Linked DNA regions of Mus musculus: all the other regions are linked to region 3. A link is a loop called in an ENCODE intact Hi-C map of the cell type or tissue named here. Cell type or tissue: heart. All regions are shown on one strand.

The links. Hi-C counts contacts between places; a loop is a spot of excess contacts. Peaks named below come from ENCODE experiments on the same cell type or tissue, not always from the same donor. Only the 100,000 strongest peaks of a DNase experiment are listed, where the experiment ranks them.
Region 1: it touches region 3 in a loop (2.7-fold over the local background); 3 of 42 quality-filtered maps call a loop at or near these places.
Region 2: a loop joins it to region 3, with 4 times the contacts of the local background. A loop is called at or near these places in 4 of 42 quality-filtered maps.

The regions. Positions count from the first base shown.
Region 1 is chr14:59,388,610-59,392,609 of GRCm38, reverse strand. It overlaps Gm45935 (predicted gene, 45935), which reads left to right. Exons shown (of 24, transcript NM_001320725.1): 16 at 1,637-1,744; 17 at 3,211-3,341. Phf11c (PHD finger protein 11C) reads left to right here. Exons shown (of 10, transcript NM_001164289.1): 2 at 1,637-1,744; 3 at 3,211-3,341. Among named protein-coding and RNA genes, the nearest start is that of Phf11c, 2.9 kb to the left of the region's middle. In heart, a CTCF peak has its summit at 2,272; no DNase peak of the experiment used is centred here.
Region 2 is chr14:59,198,767-59,202,766 of GRCm38, reverse strand. It overlaps Rcbtb1 (regulator of chromosome condensation (RCC1) and BTB (POZ) domain containing protein 1), which reads right to left and starts at 1,539. Exons shown (of 12, transcript NM_027764.2): 1 at 1,183-1,539. In heart, a CTCF peak has its summit at 1,636; a DNase peak (open chromatin) is centred at 1,616; H3K4me3 peaks cover 2,248 bases; H3K27ac peaks cover 2,223 bases.
Region 3 is chr14:59,438,855-59,442,854 of GRCm38, reverse strand. Gm45935 (predicted gene, 45935) reads left to right here and starts at 1,975. Exons shown (of 24, transcript NM_001320725.1): 1 at 1,975-2,268. It overlaps Setdb2 (SET domain, bifurcated 2), which reads left to right and starts at 1,975. Exons shown (of 14, transcript NM_001320720.1): 1 at 1,975-2,268. Cab39l (calcium binding protein 39-like) reads right to left here and starts at 1,892. Exons shown (of 11, transcript NM_026908.4): 1 at 1,837-1,892. In heart, a CTCF peak has its summit at 1,848; a DNase peak (open chromatin) is centred at 1,914; H3K4me3 peaks cover 2,311 bases; H3K27ac peaks cover 1,329 bases.

The DNA.
Region 1 (4,000 bases), 50 kb after region 3:
TTGCATTATGATTTCTAATTCTTATGCAATCCTTTGCCTGTTTAAGTATTATAATTTCCCCCATGTTTTTATGTTCTTTTTTTTTAAAGTTCATATGTAACATTAATCTTCAAATGAAAGCAGGTAGATTGTTTATATGACTCACAATAACTTCAGCTATCTGGACCTAGAGAGCTGGTAGCTCAGTTAGTAATGTGCCGAAGACATAGTGTCCATCAGTGTCCTGGCATCCATCCCCAGGACTCCTGCAATGAGCTGGACAAGACACTGTGTGCCTGTAATCCCATTAGAGGGAGGAACTTACAGGATTCTATAAGCTTGCAGGCCAGCCTGTTGAGCTGAATTTGTGAGATTTCCAGGTCCATAAAGTAAGGTAGAGAGGGGCTGGAGAGATGGCTCAGTGGTTACACCGCTCTGGCAGGTACATTTGACAGCACATAGGGGTTCATTCACAAGCGTTTGTACCTCCATTTCCTAGGATACAACACCTTCTTCTGACCTCTGCAGAACCCAGCCCACATGTGATACACAAACATACATGACAGCAAAAGAGTCATTGTTATAAAAAAAAATCTTAGAAAAGAAGGTAAAGAGCAGTGGAGAAAGACAGCCAAAGTATTCTGTCCTCTTCATGTACCCCAGCAGGTGCAAACACACACAGAGAACAAATAAATAAAATTACACAGATGCATAGAGCACACACAAACACACAAGCATGCTTATAAGACACACATATTTGATAAAATTGAAAACAAGATTGTAATTTGTGTGTGTGTGTGTGTGCGCGCACATGTATGACACTCTAGGGCTAGAGTTCACATGTGAGTTGGGTACTGGGAGCTGAATGTAGACTCTCTGGAGCACAGGAAGAGCAATGCACATGCTTAACCACAGAACCCTCTCTCCATCCTCTGAAATGCTGAAGAGGAAAGAGACTTGTGGCTGCTAAAACACACAAGGGAATTTAGAGCTAGCTGTGATCACCCATACCTGTAGTTCCATTGCTTAGAAGCTAAGGAAGTGTCCAAGGTCCAGGTAACATGGGCTGTATAGCTAGATCCTATCTATTAAAAAAAAAAGTCATAAAAGCCAGGTGTATTGGTGTATGGCTTTAGTCCCAGCACTCGGGGACAGAGACAGGGTTCTAGCCTACAGCTATGCTACAGTGAGACCCTATCTCAACAAGTCAAGAGTAGGTCTGCCATATGGTTGTGGAGGTAGGCACAGTCCTTGAAGTCTAAGAAGGAGACCTGGAAAGCCATCAGGAATGGCCTCTGTCCCTTGCTTTGGCTTCTCTGACTGCATGGCTTCAGCCATTGCCAGAGCCTGCTCTGCATTCCTAGGCAGAGAACAATGCTGCAGGAGCCACTGTCTGCCTGGGCCCAGAGTCAATAGAGATCAGTTACCCAGTACAACTGTGTCTGCAGACCGAGTTTCTCACAGGAGCCCAAGGTTCGTGTCTGTTCATCTCCTGCGCAGTGGCCAGTGCTCTGAGGCATTGTCCACTCTGCACTCCTCTGCAGCCCTTTTCGGAAGCATCTCTGACTTGTGTCGGTCAGGGCTACCTCACACTGACTCTGCGATTTTTTTTAGTTTTTGTTTTCTTTTGTTTTTGCTTTTGTTTTGCAACCTTCAGCTGTATTCATCAGGATTGGTGGAATGTGAGGCCCATAATCCATGTAAAATAGCTAGAAATGTTGATGTGAAATCAGTACTGGAAAGGATCTGGAGAGGAAGCACAATGGTAAGTTGACATGGCTTTTCTATTATAAATGATGAGTCGTGGGGTCTACATTCAAAGGATAGTGTGTTTGGAGTGGGTGGACAGATGGTTCTCAGTTAGGATTTCTTACTGCCCTTTCAGCACTGAAATAGCAATTCATAATTGCTTGAAACTCCAGCTGCAGGGCATCAGACACCCGTGCTGGCTTTCACAGACACATGCACTAACATGCTTGGTCTCTCAGACACACATAAACAGAAATAAAAATAAAAAACTGAGTCTTTCATCTCAAAATAGAGTCTATGGTGTAGCAGGGTTTGAGAAACATGTGGAGAGCTGGAAGGTGGACTGTGAGACGCTCCCTCAGCTGACGCTGTCTGCTTACAGCCAACTGTCGCACACATCAGCAGAGCAAGCTTGAGATGCTTCTGTCTGGGTGAAAACTCTCTGGTCAGACAGGGTGGACAAGTCCTTACTGTCATTCCAGCAGAGCAAACACCCATTTCCGCAGCTCAACAGCACCATCTAGGCTTTGCTTCTGCTCTCCTGCCTCAGAGCAGCTAGCTGGTCCTCCTGGTGCCTCAAAGCTGCAGGCCACAGTCAGAGCAAAAGGCTTTATCCTTCATCTGCAGTAAGATGCCTTCTGAATGCCAAGGGTGGCTGCATGTCTTTCTGCACCAGTTCTGGGTGGTTATCATTGTCAGCATCTGCCTTGGGGCTGAGGGCATAAGGGGACTCTGCAGGAAAGAAGAATGGGAAAGGCTGTCTCTCTGAGGTCCACTGGGTCTCTGGGCTTCTTTATAAAAGGCCATTTGCAGATTAGTAAACAGGTTGGCAAGTTTGAGTGTTTCATGGCTGACCACAAGCACAGTAAAGTGTTAATGACTGGAGCCACAAAATGCCTAAGCATCAGTATGTATGCCTTCATATAAAAACAGATAGGGAAATTAAATCAAGGGATCAAGAAAAACACTATGGTGTTAGTTGTGTCTTCAGTTTTTAGTTTCTATACACTGGAAACGGGTTTCATTCATTTCATATTATCCTCAGTAGCAACCCTGTAGAGCTGGTACCACTATCCCAGGGAGAAATGTCTAAGAGGAAGTCATAGAAAGTGCCAGCTGAGATGATAATCTTTAGTGTCACAGCAGGAGCTGCTCTGAACTGAGGTTCAAAGTCCCCCAAACCAACACCTTGCCTAGGGATAAAGAAGCCTGCTAGTTTCACTTTTAAGAAATCTCTCTGTTTTTCCATTTATGTGGACCATGATACAACTGTCTCTGCTGGACCTTTCATGGCTACTTATCTGCAGTTTTGCTGAAAGTTCCTCATGGGTTGCCAAGTCTAATTCCTATTTAGTGTGGGTATGTAGGCTGGGATATGCCAGAGATAGCCAGGACAAAAACACTGGCCTGCAACATTTAATGACATCCTTACATTTTAATAATGAAACAAGTATTTCCTCATTATGATCTATTCTTCTATAGATATGCTCGTTTTGTAATAATGAAGGAGCCATCGTAAGGTGTGGTGAAACATCTTGTGCCAAGAATTACCACTTATTCTGTGCCAAGGAGGACTACGCAGTTCTACAAGGTGGAGTTACAAGAACTTACAAGTAATCAAATAGCTTTCAAACTCCATGGTGGGGGGTGTGTGTGTAAGGAATGGCTAGCCTGTGACATACTTCTCAAGTTCAATTCATGCAAATGAGTTTCATGTGGGAACAGGGTTATGGGATACCAGCAGGAACTCAGCTTTACATTTCTGCACATGACAGGAAAAGAACTACTCAAGGGTTTGTTTGACTTTCTAAATCTTCTCTGTCCTCTCTTGTTCCTGGGAGAGCCTCATTCCTAATGACATCATTCATGTCCTACAAGAGACAGGAGCCAGTCCAGCTCTGTTCTTGTCTGCAACGGGAAGACACCCTCCTTCACTCACTCATCCACAGGTCATGGGTCTGTCCCCATACTATGTGGGAATGAGCTGTTGCCTTCAAGTGTTGGACCAGACGTGGAACTGAGGTTGTGGGAGCTGACAGATGGCAAGCACCTTTACCTACAGAGTCACCTCGCCAGCCCCCAGCTTGTCACTGTTTGTAAAAGTTCATTCAGTTTTGAACAGTGCTTTTTATATTTGAATTACTGAGAAACCTATAGAAGGACTTCACATTCATCATTTATGTTCACAAAGAACTCACTTTACTGACAGCCATTTTTACACACATGAACAAATGAAAGGGACTGAAGTTCCTGCTGGATATAGGTTTTATTT
Region 2 (4,000 bases), 240 kb after region 3:
TTTTCTTACAATCTGAAATCTTACTGTGGAAACTCTGGAACTCCTCAAATTTCCAAAGTATATAGAACTCACACTCTAAAATATAAGATGTTTTCTCTAGGTGTAAAATTACAGATTATGTACATTCTTCTTTATATTTATTTATATTTTCTAAATTTTTCTTCACTCTTAGCTTGTAAATGTTTTGCTTGTTATCAAGACAGGATTTCTCTGTGTAGCTCTGATGGTCCTGGAACTCGATCTGTAGACTTCTTATAAACCGTATATTGTGGCCTAGATATACTTGAAAACTTGAAATTTTTCGTCTATATTGTGAGCCAAATTACATAGTAGATTAATTAACTGACATGTTAGGAAATCTATTCTAGTTAAAGTCCAGCAGTTTTTATCACATCTCTGGATACATATAAGGTAATGTACTGTCTTAAAATTTTTTAACTATAGATCCTAGTTAAGAAAGAAAATGTATTTCAATGTCTTGTCAGGCCTGTAAACGCATGAAGGCCCAACCTTTGTTTCATATGCTTCCTTTTAAGTACCAAATGCAGAAAGAGCAATTCAATTGCATGACTCTCGGATAAAGACCCCAGACTTCTCACTTTCTGGTACACACAGGCACTCAGTTTAAAACCTTAGAACACAAAATTTAAGCTACGAGCTTCATAGCTTTGGTTTCCTGTATATGTTCTGAGATTCGTAGAACTTAACACTTCGGATCATAAGACTTAAAAATCACAGAAGAAACACTTCAAAGATTAACGCATCACTTCCTCTTCAATAGGCACAAAGAGGGGGAAAGGAAAAAAAAAAAAAAAAACCCGCCCCGAAGTACTGGTATTCACACAATGGAGTAAAACCCAGGCCACAGAAGAAGAGAACCTAAATCCTGTTGTGATTTAAATTGAAGTCAAAATTTAAAAGACACTCTAAACTCCCGTAAGGGTCCCGTAAGCATCATCTCATGCCTGCCAGCATTTCTTGCTTTTGATGCTACGCCCGCTACAGCGCACGCCAGTCTCAGAAACTCCGATTGTTTTGCCCACCACGAGCTTTAATCCTCGTAGCAGTAACGGGGCAGAGGCGAGGGAGACTATGAATGTTTCTAAAAGCAAGCTGTATTGTCTTATAAAACTGCAACCCTCGGCTTCGGCGCTCTGCAGCAGTCAGCCTCCCACCGCTAACCTGCGTGCTCCGGGTTCCTCCCCCGCAGGGCGGACAGCGCAGCTCCTCAGAGGCAGGCCGCGGGCAACGCCACGTACTCGGCTCGCCGCACACCTGGGGGAAGCGCCCGCAAGACGGAATCCGCGGGTGCCCGGTGCGGGGTGCGCGTCGCCGGGGAGTCGCGAACGCGCCTGGTGCGCACGGCCCTCGGGAGGGCGCGGACTCAGCAGCCAGCGGCCGAACAAGGCCCTGTCCGGCTCGCCTGCTCGCTCGCCCGCACCGCCGCCCTGCAGCGCTCTACCTGTCAGGCCGCCCGGCCAGGCCCTGACTCCGCTGCGCCGCCGCCGCCTTAGCCGTAGCCGGCTCCTCCCCCCCAAAACCGGGAGCGAGCACAAGCGCCCGGGCCGCCGGTCACGTGGGCGGGTCGCGTCACGTGACACCGGAGCGCCCCGCGCAGCGCGCGCCCTCTGTCTGCTCAGGTTCCCGCTCGGGTTTGGTTGTAGACCGGGCTGCTGGCGCAGCGCAGGGGCGCCGTAGTGGCTCCCGCGAGGACCGGAAGGCGAAGGCGTCCCAGGATGGCAGCAGAGCGTGGCCTTCCTCCCGCTCCGCCCATCCCAGGCCGCTGGTCTTCAGGACACGTGTCTCTGCCCGGTCCGAGGAAGGCCAGGACGCCTAGGTCAGGAGGGCAGAGGCAAGGCTGCTGAAAGCTCTCTCTCTGCCCAGAACTTTTCTTGTGTTAAGCGGGTACAACTGAGGTCCGGAAGGGAGCGGCCGCTTTGTGCTTTGTGCTTTGTGCGTCTATCAGAAGAAGCTTATCAGTTGTAAAGTCCCCTACCGCCCTAGGCTCTCCCATTTGGCACTAGAGACCAAAGTCTACACTTGGCACCCCAACATTCAAGCTATCTTGTTTAGACTCACCTTTCCCTTTTCAGGTCCCAGCGGTAAATACAAATCCCCTTTGTTTTCTGTTTACCACTAAGCAGATGCGGTCCAAAAACCTTTCTGTCAGCACATAGTAACTACAACGTGCTTCCCCCCTATAGAGAATTCTTGTTTCTCTTGAGTACTTTCGGTGGATTACATTTTTAAATATATATATATATACCTTAAATTGCTGTAGGCCTCTCAGGGTTTGTTCATTCTTTTGCCTTGATCTCAAATGTTCAGAATCACCATTTCCTTTCTCAAAGAAAAAACAGGAGGAAGAGGTTAAAAACAGATTTTACTTAGAAATTATTGCAATATAGAAATTGAGCCCTATTTTATACCCTAATGTTTCTTTCTGTTGTACTAGTCCCTGGGTAAAATCTGTTTTTACCAGTTTAATGACTCTGGCTCTGGTTTTTTTTTTTTTTTTCCTAACATTTCCCAAAATATTCATCGGTCTCTCATCTTTCAAAATTGAGGTCAGACACCATCTATTCTTCTTGCAGACTTAACATCTTCAGTTGTTGTAAAAGTTCATTGAGACAGCCTCAGCTACAACTACTCCTCTAGTTATAATACTACATACTCAAAACAGAAAATTCACAATGCAGGTAAATGTATTACTCTGCATCTAAGAGATTAAGTATCTATTGTTACCTGATCTCACATATTATGAACTCTTCATAACAGGGCTATATGGTCTTACTACAATAACTGAGAACTGACTAGACTCTCACTATCAGCCAATGGAAGAGCAACACCAAAAATATGGAAATTTGGTAGACTTGAGGGAGGATAGAAATGGAAAATTATGGGAACATAGGGAAGAAAGGAGTCCCTTACCACAGAGTCTTTCTGAAGCGTTTTGCAGCTGCAAATAGAGTACAATTAATGTTTGTGCTGAAGGTTGCCTACAGAGAGACAGTATTCCTTTTTTATGGAAATATTTTCTAGTAAGAAGGTTAGAATACCAATGAACTATAAGGTCTGAGTGTATCTGTCCTTAGAACACCACCTTACTTCTATCCCAGATGTTTTGTAGGATTCTTAAATGATAATCTTTCTGTGTGTCTCTGTCTGGTCTCTCTTTTGTCTCTCTCTGTCTCTCTGGTGAGACAGACTGTGTGTGTGTGTGTGTGTGTGTGTGTGTGTGTGTGTGTGTGAGAGAGAGAGAGAGAGAGAGAGAGAGAGAGAGAGGGAGAGACAGCACATGCAAATGTAGATGCATGCAGACTATGTGTGTGTGTGTGTGTGTGTGTGTGTGTGTGTGTGTGTGTACAAGCAAATGTAGATGCAGGCAGATTTCATTCGCAGTGAAATATTAACCTCTGTAAACATTGAAAACATCCACCTTCCCCACACATCCTTGTGATCTAGATCTTGTTTTTTACCTCTCAGCTGTAATTCTATCCACTGTAGCCCCATTTAATCTTCCTTAGGAGCCCTTGGAGATGCAACTTCAGAAGCCACCGACATCCATTATATACAACTATAACAAATTCAAAATATGGTGGGGATTAAAACAAGAAAAAAAGCATTATGATTAACATGAAAGAAGCCAGTTAGCAAAAGGCCTGGAAATCCCTCCCAGAAGCTGCAGGAAACAAAATGGAGCGTGCTGGAGAAAAGCCTTTGGGATGGCCTTCTGAGTGTGGGAGAAGGGTGAAGCTGTTTACATAACCTATGAGGGTCATGCTGTTGAGAACTGAGGGTGTTAGAGGACCAGCCCTGTCCCACCTCTCTAGATCCCTCCCTTTCTGAGGAGAGCCTTTCTCCTCTGTAATAGAACCTCTATTTCTATCATGTTTCTTCATTCTGTGTTATTTTGTTCTAGGAAACAGTAATGTGGAATTTGGGCAGGTGCCCCCAGACTCAGAGCCCCATCTGACAAAGATAATAACACGTTCTCTCT
Region 3 (4,000 bases):
TAGTATGGGCTGTGACTTTAAAAAGTAAAGTAAGACCCTGGTTATCACAGACAAGGAGAAGGCAGAGAAGCTGAAGCAGTCCCTACCCCCAGGTTTGGCAGTGAAGGAGCTGAAATGAACCAGACCTCTGCATGTGACTATTAAAAACCCTGAAAAGTCAAAAAAAAAAAAAAAAAAAAAAAAGTAAAGTAAGAAAGTCAATTTTTTGTGTGTGCACTGTTTGTGTTTGGTTCTTTCTGTCACAAAATATCCCCCTCCTTTATTGTCAACTCAGCGGAATCACCAATTAACCTTGCGCACAGCTTTAATCCTAGCACTCGGGAGGCAGAGGCAGGTAGATTTCTGAGTTCGAGGCCAGCCTGGTCTACAAAGTGAGTTCCAGGACAGCCAGGGCTACACTGAGAAACCCTGTCTCGAAAAACCAAAAAAAAAAAAAAAACCAACCCACAAAGAACACACACACACACACACACACACACACAAAACAAAAAAACAAACAAACAAACAAAAAAACAAACCAATTAACCTTGAATAACTTAAGTTATTCAACCTTGAAATAAAATAAAAAGTGAAGATACTGGTGTTAAGTTTATCAAAACTGTTATAAGTGAATCACAAAATATTTGTCTCTAACAGGCTAGATTTTCAGATCTGGCAGCTTCTTTCAAATAATAAAAAAAAAAAGAATGCTTTCTACTTCCTTTTCTACTTTTTTTTCCCCAAGAGAAAACTGGAAAGAGGAAAGTACAGTGTCTTGCTCTTCCCAAACTCCAACACCCTCCTTAAATAATACCCTGTTCCATAAAGCCAGCCCGCATAGCATCGCAGACCCAGAAATGTACAAAGCTGTCATGGCTTTCTTGTTTGGTTGGTTTTGACTAGGTGCAGAAAACATATTCGACATGTGTTAAATTTAATGTGAAGCTTCACAATTTCGTTTCCAAAAGTCAACTTTAATTGCATAGATGTATTCATTTGAGTTGTATTGTTTTGGGGTTTGGTTAATTTTGATGTGTTTTTCTTTCTTTTTTTTTTTTGCAAACTTTTTTTTAAAATCAAGTTTATAATGTTAAAAATATGTAAAGAGAAATTTACAAAAAAAAAAAAAAATCAGCACCTTTGAAACTGGGGTAAGGGTGTGGCGCTCCTGTGGCAGAAAGATCCGGTCTGCCTGAGCTACATGTATACCTAGCATGAAGTGAATTTGGAGCATGACAAACACTAGTTTACTTCCCGTTTCTCCTTTTTATTTTATTTTATTTCTCTCTTTTTTTCTAACGTCATTGAATGAATGCTGGCGGCATGCTTATGAATAAAACTACTCTCACACAACCTGCTGTCCATGTATGTCAAAGGATGAACTCTCGAGAAGGGCAAAGGCTCCGCAGTTGGCCCCTGGCAATTGACAAAAAAGAAAAGTTCTCTATCGACCCGGAGGCCAGTGGTCGAGACAGCCCCCTCTCCCTTCCACGACTGGCTTTCCCGTGTTGAATCCTACAGCCAGCCTCCTTTAATCATGACAGGGGTCGGCGGTGGGAATCTTCGCGCCACAAACACTGCTGAGCAACTCTCGGAAACCAAGGGATCAGGGTTAAGACAGGAAAGCAAAGCCTGCGCCAGACTCTAATGACCAGCAAAGCCAAGCCGGGGCCACCGCCACCGCCACCACCACCACGCCTGCCTCCCAAACACAGGGAGGAGACTCCGGGCGGGCGAGAAGAATCCCCTGCTAGTTAAGTCGCCCCTTCACTCCCAACACTCCTGTCACCCCGAGGACTCTCCTTCCACACACACACTCCCAGAGCCGGAAAAGGCTCGCCGCAGCCACACACCTACCGCGGGCAGAGAGCGCTGCGCCACCACTCCAGCGAAGTGCCTCACTTGGCTGCCGAGAACCCGATTGGCCGTAGCAGTCCGCGCGAGACAAACCGAGAGAGTCGCCGACCAATCAGGAGGCCGCGCGCTCCGGCCGGCGCCGCGGGGCCGCGGAAACTGTGTGGAGCTCCCTTGGGGCTGATGTCTCCCCCGCTGAGGTGAAGCCGCCTCGGGACTGCAGACTCTGGTGCGGACAGTGCAAGGCGCGCGGGGTGCCAGGCCGCCTCAACCCGCTGTCTCAGTAGCGGGGGTGGCCGGGGCTCTCAGTCGCGTTTCCCCCACCGTCTTGCGGCGCTCACTTTCGTGGCTGGTGATTTCTGAGTAATTTGGCTATCATGGGCTGTAGACAGCGGAGCACAGACAAGATCTTCAGGACACTGGTCCATTCCACAGGTAAGGTTACACTGGCCATGAACAAATGAAATTATTTATCAGTTGAACTTGATTGGTATCTTCGGAGCGACGGACTGACTCACTACTCAACAGTCCAAGATCAATAAAGTCACTGCAGAAAGGGATATGATTGACAGATCATATGATTGGCATGTAGTAACATGGTTCTTTGCATGTTAGTGAAGAAAACCAAAGTGGAGGATTAATTTATGTTTAGTCTTAGATTTGGTAAACAGACCATTAGCTCTTCCAAATACCCTACCACATACGATAGGATAGGTTTCTATTCTTCACCAGAAGGCGTTTTGCCATTGTTGTGTTGTTTAACATACGAACACGTTAAAAATGTGCCTGACCCTGACTTACGCTCCGATTATGTCATGCCTATCAAAGAACCAACGAGATAGTGGTATCTTAGTTTTTTTAGTTTCTTTTTCCTCCAAGTAAAAAGGAAACTTAGATCTAAATGAAGTTGCCTGTATGTTTGGCCAGATGAAAGTTTGAGACTGGCAAAGAACCAAATTTAAATAAAATTCTCCTGGCAAGCTGGGAGATGGTGGCTGGGGAGGCAGAGACTAGCGGATCTCTTGAGTTCTCTCCGGATTGAGTTCCCGGAAAGCCAGGGTTACCCAGAGAAACGTTGTCTCAAAATACAAAACATACAAACAAATAAAAAGTACACTAACAGTGAAATATTAGTGTTGTCTTTGGAAGATAAGCTTTAAATTTCCTTAACTTTTTTTGGCAATTTTTTTTCTTTTGTAAATTAGCTTCCAAGCTACACTGGTGAGAGCTTTTTCTTTAGTTGCTGTTTGCTATGTGGAAGTCCAGCCTAGTAGACCAGGATGGCTTTGAGCTACTGGTCCTCCTGTCCCCACCTGCCCTTTCCTGAGGTGTCAGGCTGAGTGAGTGTACTGAGGTGGAAGTTACTAGAATCTAAGGTGGAAGGCAGCTTGGCAATGTCTCTTTGTGGCACTTGGATATCTGTAGTATTAATTTTACAGTGGAAAGGTTGCCTGGCTGAAGTACAGTGTATAGCTTATGTTTCCCTTTTAACAGTTTGCATTTCTGGTGAGTCTCATTGCCAATGTGATACATACTTCTTTTTGGCTAACAGATTTTCAAGTTTCTAAGAACATTTTGGTGTTCTGAAGCATATCACAGTTAGTGGTATATGTCAAGCATATTCTGGGCTGGAACCATAGCCCAGTCAGAATACGTGCCTTGTTTGTGCAAAGCCCTGGTTTGGAATCTGAGCACTACATAAGTCCAGTGTGGTGGCACATGCCATTGATCCCAGTGCCTAGGAGGTAGAGGCAAAAGGATCAGAAGTTTAAGGCTATACTCAGTATCATAACCAGTTCAAGGCGAGCCTTTCTCAAAAGGAAAAAGAGAAAAATTGTATTCCACTTGGTACTCAGTGGACAACAGAGTGCTTTCCTGTTTTAAGGAATTCTTGGTCATTATCACCTCATTTCTTTATTTTCCCCATAAATTACTAGGTGTGATTTTCTAGGGTTCTAAGGGGCTTTTCCCATGAGTCTGGTGTGTTATTTTCACCTAATCCGTATATTTGAAGAACATTTCTTATATCCGTGATCCCTAATTGGTTATTTTTCAGAATTGTACCTTTCTTTAGCCCTACAAGGATCCAATATATTCAAATTTATTTTAAAATATTAATTCTCTTAAGCACAATCCCAGCAGTTTAGTGTGCTTGTTACATCTTATC